Linked DNA regions of Mus musculus: region 2 is linked to region 1. The links are chromatin loops, found by intact Hi-C in ENCODE. Cell type or tissue: left cerebral cortex. All regions are shown on one strand.

The links. A loop is a pair of places that touch in the nucleus more often than their neighbours do. Peaks named below come from ENCODE experiments on the same cell type or tissue, not always from the same donor. Only the 100,000 strongest peaks of a DNase experiment are listed, where the experiment ranks them.
Region 2: it touches region 1 in a loop (14-fold over the local background); 2 of 42 quality-filtered maps call a loop at or near these places.

Annotation. Positions count from the first base shown.
Region 1 is chr7:95,762,220-95,770,219 of GRCm38, forward strand. No RefSeq gene overlaps it. Among named protein-coding and RNA genes, the nearest start is that of Gm39049, 9.2 kb to the right of the region's middle. In left cerebral cortex, no CTCF peak of the experiment used is centred here; DNase peaks (open chromatin) are centred at 4,751, 5,237, 5,621 and 7,239; H3K27ac peaks cover 994 bases.
Region 2 is chr7:96,207,637-96,215,636 of GRCm38, forward strand. The region is part of intron 1 of Tenm4 (teneurin transmembrane protein 4); the gene reads left to right. Among named protein-coding and RNA genes, the nearest start is that of Mir708, 38 kb to the right of the region's middle. In left cerebral cortex, CTCF peaks have their summits at 2,193 (motif pointing left), 3,238 and 5,092; DNase peaks (open chromatin) are centred at 1,740, 2,340, 2,740, 2,968 and 9 more places; H3K4me3 peaks cover 4,901 bases; H3K27ac peaks cover 4,654 bases.

The sequences.
Region 1 (8,000 bases):
ACCACTCCCTTTTTTCCACCCAGGCATTCTCCTACACTGGGGCATCAAACACACTCGGGCCCAAGGGCCTCTGCTCCCACTGATGTCCAACAAGACCATCCTCTGCCACACATGCAGCCAGAGCCATGGGTCCCTCCATGTGTACTCTTTGCTTGGTGGTCCAGTCCCCTGGAACCAGGGGGTCTGGCCAGTTGACATTTTTGCTCACTCCATGAGGATGCAAATCCCTTCAGCTCCTTCGGTCCCTTCTCCAACTCTTCCATCGGGGATGCTGCGCTCAGTCCAATGTTTGGCTGGGTGCATCCACCTCTGTATTTGTCAGGCTCTGGCAGAACCTCTCAAGAGACAGCCATATAAGGCTCCTATCAGCAAGCACTTCTGGGCATCCAAAATAGCATCCAGGTTTGTTGAGTGTATAAGGGATGGCTAATATCCACTTATCAGTGAGTGTATACCGTGTGTTCTTTTGTGACTGAGTTACCTTACTCAGGATGATATTTTCAAGTTTCATCCATTTGCCTGCAAATTTCATGAAGTCATTGTTTTTAATAGCTGAGTAGTATTCCATTGTGTAAATGTACAACATTTCTGTATCTATTCCTCAGTTGAGGAACATCCGGGTTGTTTCCAGCTTCTAGATATTATAAATAAGGCTGCTATGAGCATAGTGGAGCATGTGTCCTTATTACATGTTGGAGCATCTTCTGGGTATATGCCCAGGAATAGTATAGCTGGATCCTCAGGTAGTAATATGTACAGTTTTCTGAGGAACTGCCAAACTGATTTCCAGAGTGTTTGTACCAGCTTGCAATCCCACCAGCAATGGAGGAATATTCTTCTTTCTCCACATCCTAGCCAGCATCTACTGTCACCTGAGTTTTTGAACTTAGCCATTCTGACTGGTGTGAGGTGGAATCTCATGGTTGTTTTGATTTGCATTTCCTGATGACTAAGGATGTTAAACATTTCTTTAGGTGCTTTTCAGCCGTTCCAGTTTTCACAGTTGAGAATTCTCTGTTCAGCTGTGTTTATCATTTTTAAATAGGGTTATTTGGTTCTCTGGAGCCTAACTTCTTGAGTTCTTTGTATATATTGGATATTAGCCCTCTATTGGATTTGGGATTGGTAAAGATCTTTTCCCAACCTGTTCGTGGCCATTTTGTCCTATTAACAGTGTCCTTTCCCTTACAGAAGCTTTGCAATTTTATGAGGTCCCATTTGTCAATTCTTGACCTTAGACCATAAGCCATTTCTGTTCAGGAAATTTTCCTCTGTGCCCATGTATTCAAGGCTCTTTCCTTCCTCCGGCCCTTTCTCTTCTATTAGATTCAGTGTATCTAGTTTTATGTGGAGGTCCTTGATCCATTTGGACTTGAGCTTTGTACAGGAAGATAAGAATGGATCAATTTGCTTTTTTCTTCATGTTCACTGCCAGTTGAACCAGCACCATTTTTTGAAAATGCTGTCCTTTTCCACTGGATGGTTTTAGCTCCTTTGTTAAAGATCAAGTGACCATACATGCGTGGGATCATTTCTGCGTCCTCAATTGTATTCCATTGATCTACCTGCCTGTCACTGTACCTATACCATGCAGTGTTTTTGTTTGTTTGTTTGTTTGTTTGTTTTTTATCACTGTTACTCTGTAGTACAGCTTGAGATCAGGGATGGTGATTCCCCCAGAAGTCCTTTTATTCTTGATATAAGTTTTCACTATCCTGGTTGTTTTGTTTTTGTTTTTTGTTATTCCCAATAAATTTGAGAATTACTCTTTCAAACTGCATGAAGAACTGAGTTGGAATTCTGATGGGGATTACATTGAAACTATAGATTGCTTTAGGCAAGATGGTCATTTTTACTATATTAATCCTGCCAATCCATGAGCATGGGAGAGTCTTTCAACTTCTGAGATCTTCTTCAATTTCTTTCTTAAGAGACTTGAAGTTCTTGTCATACAGATCTTTCACTTGCTTGGTTAGAGTCACACCAAGATATTTTATATTGTTTGTGAATATTGTAAAGGGTGTCATTTCCCTAATTTCTTTCTCAGCCTGTTTATCCTTTCAGTATAGGAAGGCTACTGACTTGTTTGTGATAATTTTATATCCAGAGACTTTGCTGAAGTTGTTTAACAGCTATAGGAGTTCTCTGGTGGAATTTTTGGGGTCACTTAGGTATACAATAATGTAATCGGAAAATAGTGGTAGTTTGATTTTTTTTCTGTCCCAATTTGTATCCCTTTGACCTCCTTTTGTTGTCCAATTGTTCTAGCTCGAAATTCAAGTATTATATTGAATAGATAGGGAGAGAGTGGGCAGTCTTGTCTAGTCCCTGATTTTAGTGGGATTTCTCCAAGTTTTTCTCCACTTAGTTTTGATGTTGGCTACTGGTGTGCTGTATATTGCTTTCACTATGTTTAGGTATGGGCCTTGAATTCCTGATCTTTCCAAGACTTTTAACATGAAGGGATGCTGAATTTTGTCAAATGATTCTTCAGCATCTCCTGGCTTCATTCTTAATCATGTAATTTGCATCTCCAATGAAATTATTTCAAGGCAGCAGAGCCTATCCTTCATTAATTGATAAAGTGGGAAATGCCAGTAGAAAAGAAGTCTCTTGCCAGAAATCCATGTCATTGGGCAGAGCGGGAGGGTGTTTGATCTCAGCTTTAGCTGATTTCAAAGACAGTGTCTTCTGCAATGCCAAGAGAATGAGAATGGGATCTTAAGGATCAGATTCAAGTTCTAGTCTCACCTTTAAGCATGTAGCCTTGATGAAATTACAAACTTTCCATGCACTTCAATTTTTGCCATCCTCTGCTATTTTAGGGGGCCCATAGTGCCACCTTGGATGAATTTGTTCTATATAGTAGCAACTAAAAGTACCAAGGTACTAGAAATTACTCCATTTAGAAGCTATCTTGTTCATTTAGTTTTGTTTAATTTTTAATCACATTTATTTACCATTGTTCTGGAGAGAGTAAAGGACATATACAGAGGACATGGGGAAGTTAGAGGACAACTTGGAGAGTCAGATTTCTCTTTCCAACATGTGGCTCCCCAGTTCTGAGTTCAGGTGAGCTTGACAGCAAGACCCTTTACCTGCTGGGCCACCTCACTAGCTCCCTTGTTTTGTTTTTGAGCCAAAGTCTCCTCACATGACCCAGTCTAGCTTTGAACTCAGCACTTAATGTGGGATTACAAGCCTATACTGCCTTATCAGCTTTTGTTTGATTAGCAACCAAAGGTGTTAAATTTAGTTGCTTTCCTATTTTAATCATAATAAAAACCAATCTAAGTTTGAAAGAGTGTTGAGCTGAGCTGTCCAATATCTATGTCTGTTTGTATAAGTTACAAAGTCCTAATATTGATCCGTGATTTGATACCAAGAAAAAGCATATAATTTCAAGTGTATCCATTCATATAAAAATACAAGCATGTTTATCAAAGTGATTCCAACTTGAATAGGTAAGAAAGAAAGAAACTGCTATAGAGCATGGTGATACTGGTATCTCTCTTATTTCCATTCAAGATGAAAACCTCAAGCCAGAGCTGGGGAGATAGCTCAGTAGGTAAAGTACTTGTCATACAACCAGAAAGACTTAAGAGGATTGCAAGAACCCAAGTAAAAGCTGGGCATGGTTGAACACATCTGAAAGCCCAGGACCGGGAGACTGAGACAGGTGGATCGTGGGGGCTTTTAAAAAGCTCCAAGTTCAGGAAGAGACCCTGTTCCAAGAAAGTAAGACGGAGAGTCTGGCATGTGACACAGCAGGTAAAATTGTTTCTAGAAAATCTTGAGAGCTAAAATTCCTCTCCTTGGGACCCACATAAAAGTTAGGTGGATACAGCAGGCTTCCTGTAATGGCAGCCTTGGAAGCCAGAGACAGGGAAGCCCAAGCACAAGCTGGTTGTCTAGACTAAGACAGGGAGATCTAGCTTTAAATGGGAGATCTTGTCCAACATCTAAGCTAGAGAGATAAAGGGATATCTTGACATCATCCTCTGGCTTCTATGCACGTCCATCCCATCCACATGAATAAGTACATGCATATATCTGTGCACACATGCTGGCTTAGTCAGGGTTCTCTACAGTAACAGAACTTACCAAATGACTCTCTGTTTATATAGAAAGGGGGGTTATTAGAATGACTTCCTCCTAATCCAACAATAGCCAACTGTGGACGGAGAGTCCAAGAATAGGTAGTAGGTGTTCACTCCACAAGGCTGGATATCTTAGCTGGTCTTGAGTATAGACCAGAATCCGGAAGAAGTAGGCTCTGATGCCATTGAAGGAACAGACTTAATAACAAAGAGAGGGCAATTAGGCAAAGAGCCAAAGCTTCTGTCCTCTGTATCCTTATGTAGACTTCTGGTAGAAGGTTTGGCTCAGATCAAAGTTTTGCCTTCCCCTGTCAAGACACAAATTAAAGGCATGTGACTTCCATCTGGGAATTTACATAATTCTAGATGTAAACCAAGAATACATATCACAGATGCAAATACTGAGTACACATACACAACACACAACACACAAATACACACAGGCCACCAGCTGATTCTCACAGCGAATCGTGAGTGCCACTGCACAGCAGGGCAGGGTAGCCTAGTGACTGAATTCCTCCCTCCAACTCAGTTGTCTGCTTATGAGAGCCCTCAGTGTATCTCTGGCTCAGTTTTCCCAAGGTGTCAAAAGAACCTTAGCTTTTATGTGAAGCAGAGTGTTTGCTCCTTACTCGTGAAGTTTCCACTTTTGTGGGGCAGATTGTAGGTGGGCGAGATGAAGATTCCAGATTTGGAAATAGGAGCAACTTCTTGGCACAATGGTCTGTCATAAAATGATCACAAGAGCAGTGTTACCCAGCTGTGTCTCTCAACTGCAGTTTCCCCATCTGTAAATATAGATATTAGTTGCAACTACATGGGATATTAGGGGATTAAATAAGTTATGAACTAGTGAGCACTATATAAGTATAAATCATTATAACATGATCATTATTTTATATATATTAAGACCAAAGGGCATAACCTCTTTTAAATAATTATTCTTCACTCCTTTTCTCTCTTACATATTACATATCTAATTTTATCCTAGCAGAGTTTTGCTTTCTAAACCAGATTGTACTGAGCCTTCATGCATACCATGGCGTGCCTAGGAGTGAGTGTTCCCGTTTACCTGTAACAACAGCTATTAGTGGTTGGGTGATGGCTTAGGGCTCTTTCACAGAGTCCTGTTTCCTCCTTAGGTGTTATTCTGCCTCGTTAGGGAGAGAAAACCAGAGGAGCTGTCATATGCCACCTGTCATTCCTCTAGATTTAGACATGAAAATTGATTCCAGACAGAAGAAAGAAAATGAGCTCCACTCATCTGTGGTCCTCATCTCTGAGTGGCCCCATGTCTTTAAGGAGCCATCAAGGATGTAACAGAAAGCATCTTACATTGAGATGCCAGAACGAAGCCATTTTGTATTTCACAGAGGGTTGGATTTTGTGGACTCCCCTCTGAAATATCTGGTTATTATGTACTTATTATTTGTAAAATAAAATGTGTCTTTTATACAGCCCTTGCTGCCCTGTCTTCAAAGTCCAAATCTCCAGCAGATGCCTATGTTGGCTGCTTCACCAAATGCTTTTACTTACCAAAACTCAGTTGCCTACCTTAATATTGACATGGGTCTCTGAGGCGTTCTGCGAGTTAGCACTTTTTTAAAAAAATACATAATTTAACATCTTGTCTGTTTCTCCCAGAGAAGATGAAGTGACAAAGAAAAACACCAACGTTAGTACAGAGTGAGCAGCTACAGGAGAAGTCAGCAACCACACAGAGAAAGAAGGGATAATGGTACTACGAATGTAGATGAAATCATTACTATAATTGAACAATAGATAGCATCACAATGTATCTGGGACTTGAGTTAATTTGTCTTTGGTTGGTGCGTGTTGTCTGTTTGCTCTAGTTCGAGTTTTGAACATCCATGATAAGTAGGAGACAGCCTGGAACAGCAATACAGACTAGTGGGAAGGGACCTATTCCTAAATCAGCACTATATTCTCTGTGTTAACTGAAGTGAAATCCCAATGGGAAAAGCAGAATGTGCCCCATTGTCTGCTGCACGGAGGCCCTGAGGTCTGAGCCTCCTTCACCATCAGGTGCCTACATGCATCTTTTCTATCTGCTCGGGCTCGTGCTTATGCCCACTGCCATTCCCTCACTACATGAGCCTGGGAACACGGATTACTGGCTTATTTTTGCAGGTTGATTTAAAAATCAATTCTATCTGAACGAATCCATTATGGCCAGTATTACATGACACAAACAACTGTAGGCGTATTTCGTGTCTTTTTCCATTTTCATATCTCTTTATTATACAAATGTTTGTACATCCCCACTACATGACCACATCTAGGCTAGGCACAGAGAAACTCCACATCATGTGAGGTTGATAAGACAGGGTGCTTTAAGGGGCATTCACAAGCATTCACAAGAAGAGGGCCTTTGTCCAGATCAATGCTCTTGACATTGGGGATTGGTTTTAGTAAATGTCCTGTACTCTGTGACCTATAGAGCAAACAAACCTCTCAATCAAACTAAATTCCAATAGCACCTCTTCCACAGTCAGGGCATTCAAATATGTCATGAGACATTGTCTGGAAATGTCCTCAAAAGGATCAATTAACTCTATCTGAGAACCACTGACACAAGGCTGGACAGCATTGAGTATGGTGAAGTCATATTACCAACTGTAGGCCACAGTGCAGTATACTTCCAATGGCCCCTGGACATTGGCTTTCTAATTTATAGCCCATGACACAGAGACAATGACTTAATCTCTCTGGGCTTCAGTTTTCTATGTGTAAAATTTGGATAAGAATACATTATGATGATGACAATGGTGATCAGCAATGTGTCACTTGTATATCTTTCTCCTCTCTGGATGGTACACTACTTCTTCAGAGTAAGAACCTGTATGGCTATCTTTTAATCTAGCCTCATGACACCTTCACAGAGACATCAGTGCTAAGAAAGGAATGTGATGCCTTTGACTCAAGCCTTGGTTTTCTGGTCAAGTCATGGAACCCAGCCACACAGCTCCTGAACACCAGGCCTATGTATCAGTGCAGAGACAAAAGCTGTGAGGAACATTAGCAGCTATTCAGAGCTGGGGGGAAGATCAAAGGAATTAACTACTAGGATAGTCTTCCCTGAATAGTTGCACATAGTGTGTTCCCAAATAAACATCTGGATGTGGGGACAGATGCCAGAGGGGTGGCAGAGGTAACTTCCACATTCCACATTGCTCCAGGTAGCAAGGACACTTTAAATTAGTGGTTTTCAATCTGTGGGTCATGACCCCTTTGGGGGGAGGGAATGAAAGAACCCTTTCACAGGAGCCACATATCAAATATCCTGCATATCATATATTTACATTATGATTCATAACAATAGGAAGGTTGAGAATCACTGCTCTAGATGGTCTCCCTAATCCAGGGAGAACCTCAGGGATAGCCAGCATCTGCCCCATGACCTTTTGTGTTTTAATGCAGCATCTACAATTCTTTTGCCCTGCACCAATTAAGGAATACATGAACATTCATAGGATCAGGTTCTCATAGGTACCAGCTGTGTCTCTTTCACTGTATCACCTGAACAAGCTGTGGGAGTCCTCAGATGACAGGATGGCAGGATTTCTATACCTTCTCCTAAGCAGCTGTCCATCTCACCTCAGAACCTTATCACTCCAGCTAGACTGGGATTCTTCAGCCCACAGATGGGCTTGTTCACATTCTCAGAAACAGCGAAGGTTTCTATTGTTCTGATGAAACAATAGAGCCAAAAACCAACTTGGAGAGAAAAACATTTGCTTCTAAACAATTTTATAGTCTGTCATCCAAGGAAGTCTGGACGGGAACTCAAGGCACAAAGCTAGAGGGAGGAGCTGGAACAGAGACGATGGGGCTCTATATATTGGCTTGTTCAGTCTCCTTCACACAGCACTCCGAACT
Region 2 (8,000 bases), 450 kb after region 1:
CTTTCTAAAGGCAAGGATTGGCCCTACTGTTTCTTTCTTTTTTGAACTTCTAAACATTTCAGTGGCATGTTTATTTAAATAAGGGGGAGGAGTCTCCTCTCTAACCACCCAAACTAGAAATTAACATGGACGTATCATTATATAATTTAAATTTTCTTTAACCTATGCCAATCCCTCCACTAATGCTCTAGTCAGGCTCACATGTCACATTTATTGTCATAACAACTAAGCTGTTTCTTTATCTGAGACTACTCTGGAGCCCTCTGTCAGGACTTTGCTGTTCTTGAATAGTGCACAGCACTTACATGGAATGACCCTCAGTTTGGAGTTGTCTGACACATCTCAATGGTTAGATTCAGGTTCCTTATTTGCTGTAGAGATACCACAGAGATGGCATTATGTCCTGTGCACCACACCAGGGGGCACATGGTACCTGTCACTATCCCTGTGGTGTGGACTCTGATGTTTTGATGAAGGAGGAGTATGACAAAATTTTCTGGTCTAAAGCTATCATTGTCTCCTTTGAAGTGATCTGCATCCTGTTTGGAAATACTTTGAGACTGTTTGAATAGCACATTTCTCATCAACATCCACTGCTTTCAAATGCAAGTCCGTTTCCTTACCACCTCAAGAATGTGCAGAAGCTGAAGGCGATTTCCAAAGTTTTCACTCTCAAGCACCCCCTTCTTACCCCCACCTCAGACCTGTTGTTTTTTAAAGTCTGTAAGTGCCACTGACGGAACTCTCTCTCTCTCTCTCTCTCTCTGTGTGTGTGTGTGTGTGTGCGTGTGTGTTCTTTTTTTTCTCATTATGTTTTTATGAGATATGTCTAGGACACTGAAATCCAGAAGGCAGGAATGATTGGCTTCATACCCAAGCAGCCAGAGCCCCATTACACACCTGCCAAAGACTAAATGGTCAACAGATACTCGTTGAAGGACAGAATGTGACTGCCCTTCATGATGGTAGCCAGCATTTGATGTCTGCAGTGAGGACACATAGTTGATAAATGCCACCCAAAGGCTTGACATTTTAGTAAGTCTCAAAGGCTTTGTCGCTGGTCAGTGTTCACTCATCGTGAGGATTTTAAAAATAGATTGGGCTGATTATAAGGCAGTCTGCCCACATCGTCCCCATTTTTGCCTTTTTGCATGCAGAAGCAAGGATGTACTGAGACACCTACTACCCCAAGTTTATATATAAACTTTGTGATCTGCACAGAGTCTCCAGAGGCACAGTACCCTCTTGTTGTTGTTGTTTGTAACAGCCAATCTTTCCTTCCACGTGGCCTGGGAATCAGTACTGATCACCTATCCATCCTGAAACACTTCTTATAAAGGTAGTGGAAGATGGGAGATGGAAACTACCTCTGAGTACTTTCTATGCACCTCAGTGCTTTCTGTCCATTGTTCACTCTAAGGAGGTGGCTAGAACCTGTTTTGTAGGTGGAAAATGAAGCTAGGGGAAGGGAGCATGAAGCAGGCTTTAGGAGGGAATTTCTTTAGTTTCTCCAAAAAGCCTCCGAGTTCAAGCGGTGTCGCCATCACAGACAAATGTTCTTCCTTTGGTAATGTGCTGGCAATTAAGATCCAGACTCATGAAGGACAGAAATTCCTTGGACTATATTCACTGTCATCCCTCCTCTCCCCCAATGATTGCCATCACGACTCCGTAGCGGTTACCATGGTTTTGGGGAAGCTGTCCCAGGAAAGAAGGCCTTTCTTTAAGGCATCTTGCATTCCCAAGGAAGGAACTGTTAATTACTTCTGGCGAAAGCAACCCAGGAAAAGTGTTGGAGGTGTGGAAAAGTATTTCAAGGGGTTAGGCAAGAAGCAGGGCCAAGGACTCCAAGAGAGGTGTGATGAGAGAGAAGAGCCCGGGCTACACAATATACTAATACACAACTCGGAGGTGGGCAAGAAAACAAAAAACAAGAGGGGAGGAAGTGGAGAAAAGTAGGGGCAGGGAAGGAGAAAGTTTTCGAAAGACTGCGAGGAAAGCGAGAAAGGAGGGTCAAAGAGGAATCCGAGAAAAATACTGAAGCACTTGAGAGAATTCCAGAAAGAAAATGAGATGAGGAAATGGAGAAAGCAGCTCAGAGAAAGGGAGGACGGAGATAAGGGAAGGCATGGCACACAACAGAGATGGGTGAGCGGAAAGGAGGCCGAGTGGGCACGGGGGAAGGGGGCGCATCACCTGTGTGGCGCCCCCCGGTGCCGTGGTGAAGCCCTGTTCCAAGCGCCGCTCGGCCGGCCTCGTAGGATTGGCTCCCGCCTCCCATTCATGTAACCTGCGTGTGTGTGCGTGTGTGCGCGAGTGTGTCTCGCTCGCTCACTCGCTCGCCCTGTGTGTAAGAGAGCGAGGGAGGGGGACGAAGGCAGGCAGGCGAGCAGGCAGGGAGGGGAAGAAGAGGAGGGAAGCTATTAAACACACACACTCACACACACCCGCGCGCGCACCCCCGCCCCAGCCCCCCCCCCCCCGAAGCCTCGGGATTGCAGCTGTTACATGTGGGGCAGCAGTGCTGGCAGGAACGCCGGCCGGGAGCGGCCGGGAGCCGGAGCCCGGCGTGCGCGCGCGGCTGGAGGCTCGCTGGGGCTCCGCTCCCCGCGGGAGCTATTGTTGGTCTCACCGGAGCTGAGCTCAGAACCGGGACCTGCTCCGTCTTGGGTGCCTCAATACAACTCGCGGAGCGGCGGAGCCAGCGGCGCGGTGCCTCGCCTCCCCGCCGTCCTCGTCCACGCTTCCCCGGCGGTGGCAGCCTGCAGCCACGGTAAGGCGGCGTGATCAGCTCTACGGAAAAAGCGCCTTGGGGACCACGGCGGAGGCTCGCCAGTTCTGTCGCCCCTCTCTGCATTCGCAGGTCCGGGCAGCTCAAGCAGCTTGCTGGGGGCTCCGGGAGATGCTAGCCTGCTTCCCTGCTCCGCACTGGGGAGGGAGGGAGGAAGAGAAGGAGAGCGGGGCGTCCAGGTTGCCGACAAGGCAAGGAGCCTGGAGCCCAGAGCCTCCGCCACCGCAGCCCCGGGAGTCCGCCGCGTACTGGAGCCTGGGAACCAGTGTTGGGGGAGAGCGGAGAGGTGGGAGCCGGCCCCAGACTCTGGACCGCGGGTGGGATGGAGGTTAGCTCGATCCAGGTTCGTGTGCTACGCCGGGATCCCCTTCCCTGCCACGGCCCAGTCTCCTGCAGCCCCTCTGCAGACTCGCCCGCCCCAGACTCACGGCGGGCGCTGGAGGAGCCCACGAGGCGGCGCCGGGCTCCCGCTCTGCAACCTGCCCTGCGGGGCGAGAGCTGGCTGCAGCGGCCCCGGTGCGCGCTGCGGTTAGAGCCGGTAACCCGGGGACGCGACCCCCAAGCCGCACGCCCTCTGCCACCCGCTTGGCTCCTGCCCATCTTCGCCGGTCGCGTCGTTTCTCGTTCGGTTTGTCTCGGAACGAGTTGAGGACTGCAGGCGCCGGGTGGACTCTCTAGGGGTGCAGGGCTGTGAGTGTGTGACTACTTGCACCTCCAGCTTCGGGAAATATGCTGTGTATTGAAATGTGATCTCTGAGCTCCTTAGTCATTTTCCTAGTGATTTAAAAATGCAGTCTTTGCATCGGAGAAGCGGAAGAAGGTGGTGTCGCGGAGTGTGTGTGTGTGTCCACACCTAACCCAGGAATATCCCAATAACTATTGGGGGAGGGGGGTAAAGGGTGTTATGAATGGTCAATGCCTCTTGGCGGGTCCGTAGGTGGGTTTCTCTGGCCACTGCCCTCTTCTTCTATGCCCTACCCGCCCCCTCCCCATCCCCCGCCTAAACCAGGTTGGAAAGTACTGGAAATTCAATTGCGTGGTCTCTAACTTTGGAATTTGGTATCCCTTTCAGCAGGAGACGTTAAGACGATTTCTGCACTTGGGTCTGTGTGGACGAGAGTTTTGCTCAGGTTAGATGTAGAATCCGCCTCAGACCTGCACCAGTCCCCTACCCAGTCGCCACCTCTCCTCCACCCCCCACGCACATACAACACAACCCTGGAGAGAAGGTTTGTACACATGCAGTTAACCGTAAGCCACCAACGCAGCTATAAGGACGCAGAGTCAGCCCGGGTTTTGCGGGCATCTGAGCGCACTATTGGCGTTTGATTAGCCCTGGAGATCACCCTGCTGCTTTGTAGAGGCGCTGGTGGGGCATGCTCGTGATCCCCAGCGCCGGGGCTAGAGGGTGTCCCTGTGCTGAGCTGTACGGCCGTGCTCGGAGGATGTTCGCTGAACAGTATCATGGGCAATTATATAAGCTGCCTCAGTGATCTCCCAGATCTGTATTGCAAGCACCCGGCTCTTGAAAGACAACCCTGAAAGTTTTACTGCTTGGGGACTGTAAGTACCTGGGAGACCCACTTGGGGAATGGGGAGCTGGGTACCTTGTGCCGAGGTGCCCACTTCTGAGATGTGGGCTTTGGGTGCTAAAGCTCTGTCCCCAAGGAACCGGTTACCGAAGCAGGGACTGAGTGGGTGGAGATCCAAGATTAACCTGTGAAGAAGAACGGGTCAGGACTCAGATTTCTTTGAGTCCGTGGAGCCCTGAGATTCAGGTGTTGGAGGTGTTGTGTGGGGGGGTGTTGGATGGCCTTCCAGGGAACGTAGTTTTCGGAAAATCGGTGTTCTAGGCAGCCCCAAGACTCTTTTCTTGGCCCCTCCCTGGCTTTAAATCCAGCGTCCTTCACCTGTTTAGAAACCTGCCTCCAGTCCCTTTTAGAAATGCCCAGAGACGCCAGGCATCCAGGCCCAGGTTTGGGGTGTTTGTGGTGGGTTAGGAAGTAGAGTACTGGCCTCTATGGGGTGCGGGGGTGGACAGAAAAAATTATTATACCTAATGCGGATGCTATGGGAATGGGTGCCTGATATGGCTTCTGTTCCCTCGCCTCCCTCCAGGACTGAAAACAGTTTGGTTTCAACTGCGCTCCTTTCCACCCCCCTCCCTCCTATCTCGCTGCCTCCCTTCGCTGCCGCAGCCTGTCGCACGTTGATGGGCTTTGATAGAGAACCACAGTAGTGGAGTGTTTTTAAATCTTGTTTTTCGCCTGTAGAGGGAAAAGCTATCCCAGCCCTAGCAGAAAGAACCCTGAGGAACGCTGAAGTCTGGGGCTTGGTGGCCCTGAACTCCCTCCCCCAAGTCAGATGATAGCGTGCATGGGTGGGGAGGGTTTTGTTTTTGCCACATTCCGGTGTCCTGAAACTCCGCATCCCCTCCCCCCTGAAATCCCGGGTCTGTCTGAGTGTGTTCGGCGCTGTAAAATAAATCCTCCCCCGCGCAGACCTGTGGGGCTGTTCGGATTTCCTGCCTCTGCCATGATCCTTAACAATGCGATTGCAAAGCCAGTGCAGGGCTGGGGAAAAATCCCCAGGTGCCGACCAGCCGCGTCTTGACCTTGCTGAAGGCGCCTTTGCCTGGGTTGCCGTAGCGGCTCTGGCCCAGCCGCTGGGGCTAGGGAAGGAGTGCACCCCGGAGGCGACCGGGTTCGCTACCAGGGCACGGCGGGAATCGGTTCTCAGCCGGTTGGCTTGGGGGAGGGGATGGGCTTGGCGGCAACCTGTTTCCCAGCTCTTGGGGCCCAACACTTAGCTTCCCAGCCCTGCTGCTGGCTCCACGTGACTAACTCTCCTCTCCATCAACCTCTAGAAGCCTCCGGGATGGGGTTTCCAGGATTGGCTGCGGCCCCCTTTTCGCCAACCTGGGACTGGGCGCCCTCGGCCTTGGGGCTTTTTTTTTTTTTTTTTTATTTTGGTGGCCCGAACAGAGCTCCGCTCTAGAGGGGTGACGGAGTGGGCGGGGCCTAATCATCGAAACCCGAGCTGTGGCGGCCCAGTTCCGACCAGGAGCGCTTCACAGTTGGGGTGCACTTACCCCTCCCTTTCAATGCCTGGCCACTTTCTTTAAGACCCTGGGTGAGCTCCTGGAGGCCTGTAGCTATACTTCCCGGCTTTTCTAAATGTTAAAGTTGAGAAGAGACTGTTTTCACAGGTGGTAGTAGCGGGAGCAAGCGCTTTCTCTCTCTCTCTCTCTCTCTCTCTCTCTCTCTCTCTCTCTCTCTCTCTCTCTCTCTCGTGTGTGTGCGTGTGTGTGTGTGTGCGTGAGAGAGAGAGAGAGAGAAAGAGAGAGAGAGAGAGAGAGAGAGAGAGAGAGAGAGAGAGAGAGAGAGAGAGCGAGCAGTGGGGTGGGGGTGGGCGGTTCCGACCAGGCCAGACTCTAGCATGAAAGCCGGATTTCGCTCTTTCTAGGAGCTGTAGGACTACTGTAAAGAACCTGTTTTCTTTGGTGGGGGTGACAAGGAAACCCTTTCTCCTAGTGGGACTGGGTCTGTGCCGCTTGTCCGCTCTTGTGACTGTTTAGAGTGGGGATGCAACTGTATCTGATTCGGTAGCAGCGAAAAGCTGCTGGAATGGGTATTAGAGTGAGTGGGATTAGAGGCAGGACAGTTTGTGAGATTACTGTTCTGGGGTGGAGAAGGTGTCAGGGATGGTGAGATTCCATTCTCTAGAGATTCCTCATGTTCTTGGGTTGCCAGTCCTGCTTTTTTAATCAAGTCTTCTCCGGGTGGAAGTAGGCTTTGGGCATTAAGCCATGAAAGTACCCTGTGGAGGAAAGAGTCAGTCTTTGCTAAGGGTTGGGGGTTCACAATCAGTGCTTAGTTTAAGGAGGAACCCTGAGAGTACAGCAAATGGAATGACCTGGAATTGTAGGCAGTGAGCAGAGGTTTTAACAGAAGGGTAGGTATTGGGTTAGAGGACTCTTTCCATTAGAGTTTAATTCTTTTTAGTATAATCCCTTCAGCCTTTCGTGGGAGCTTTTTAATGGAGGTGGGACTTACAGATTTGGGGGATTGAGACTGTGAGGTCTTAGGCAGGTTTTGTGGGGAGGGCCACTTCTCTTCTGCAAAATATGATACTGCCATCTATTCTACCGTTCTGTAAGAAAGCACCGGCACCCATTAAACTTCGAGCAAGTGTCACCGGTGATCATTCTTACCGGCTTCTTTCAACTTTCTCCAATGATGTACATTTGTTGGGTGAGGTTAGGCATGGAAATAAATCAACAGCGCCCAAAGAACCAGCAACATTGCATCCAAAGTCTATTTAAAACCAGCTTCAAGTGCTTGACACAAAAATATCTTCTCTTTTCTTAGAAAAGTCATTTCCAGTTTTGTTAGAATTTGTGCTTCACTGGGTCCCTTTCTCCTGACAGAATTCCATCCTTGTGCAGACTGGTGTATTATATAATCTGGTATTTTCAGATCAGAAGTTACAACTCTGAGAAAAGAGGTGATCAGGAATTTAAGCAAAAGATTGCTGGGCAACACAAATGAGGGACTTGATGTAAGATGCTCATTCACATTCTAACTGGGATGGAGGTTGGGGGAGAAGGAGATTGGGCAAGCAGTCATGCAAATGCTCAGCCAAGTCCTCTGCTGCCTGCTGCTCCTATTCTGACAGCTGCTCCACCCAGGCCCAGCCTTCAGATGCTCCCATCCCAGAATATTCTCCCACACCCATCCATCTATCTAAACAGTGACAAACAAAGACACAATGGGGTTTAAAATCAACCCCTTGTGGGTTTGATTCGAAAAGCCTCGCTGGGTAAATCAAAGTCAATTTTAGGTCCAAGGGGCCAATTTTTACCTGACTCCTTAAATAGTTTATCACACAAGTTTATTGTAATCTAATCGAGAGCCAAATCACTCCATCCACTTTGCTCTGAGAGACAACTGTAGGAGCCACTTTGAAAGTAGCATGCCCTAGATCCCAGGCAGCTAAGCAACACAGATTCCCAAACCTAACAACTTTCTACAGGAAAGTATTTAATAAAACTTGTAAATACAAATGTGCATATGTGTATATGCATGTTTGCACACATACATATATGGTGTGTACTGTATGGGTTTATGGGTTTATTACTTTATGGTCCTTTTCTTTGTTTGCTCAGATTACCCAGGTAAAATGTTATCACTGAAGAAATTCAGACAAT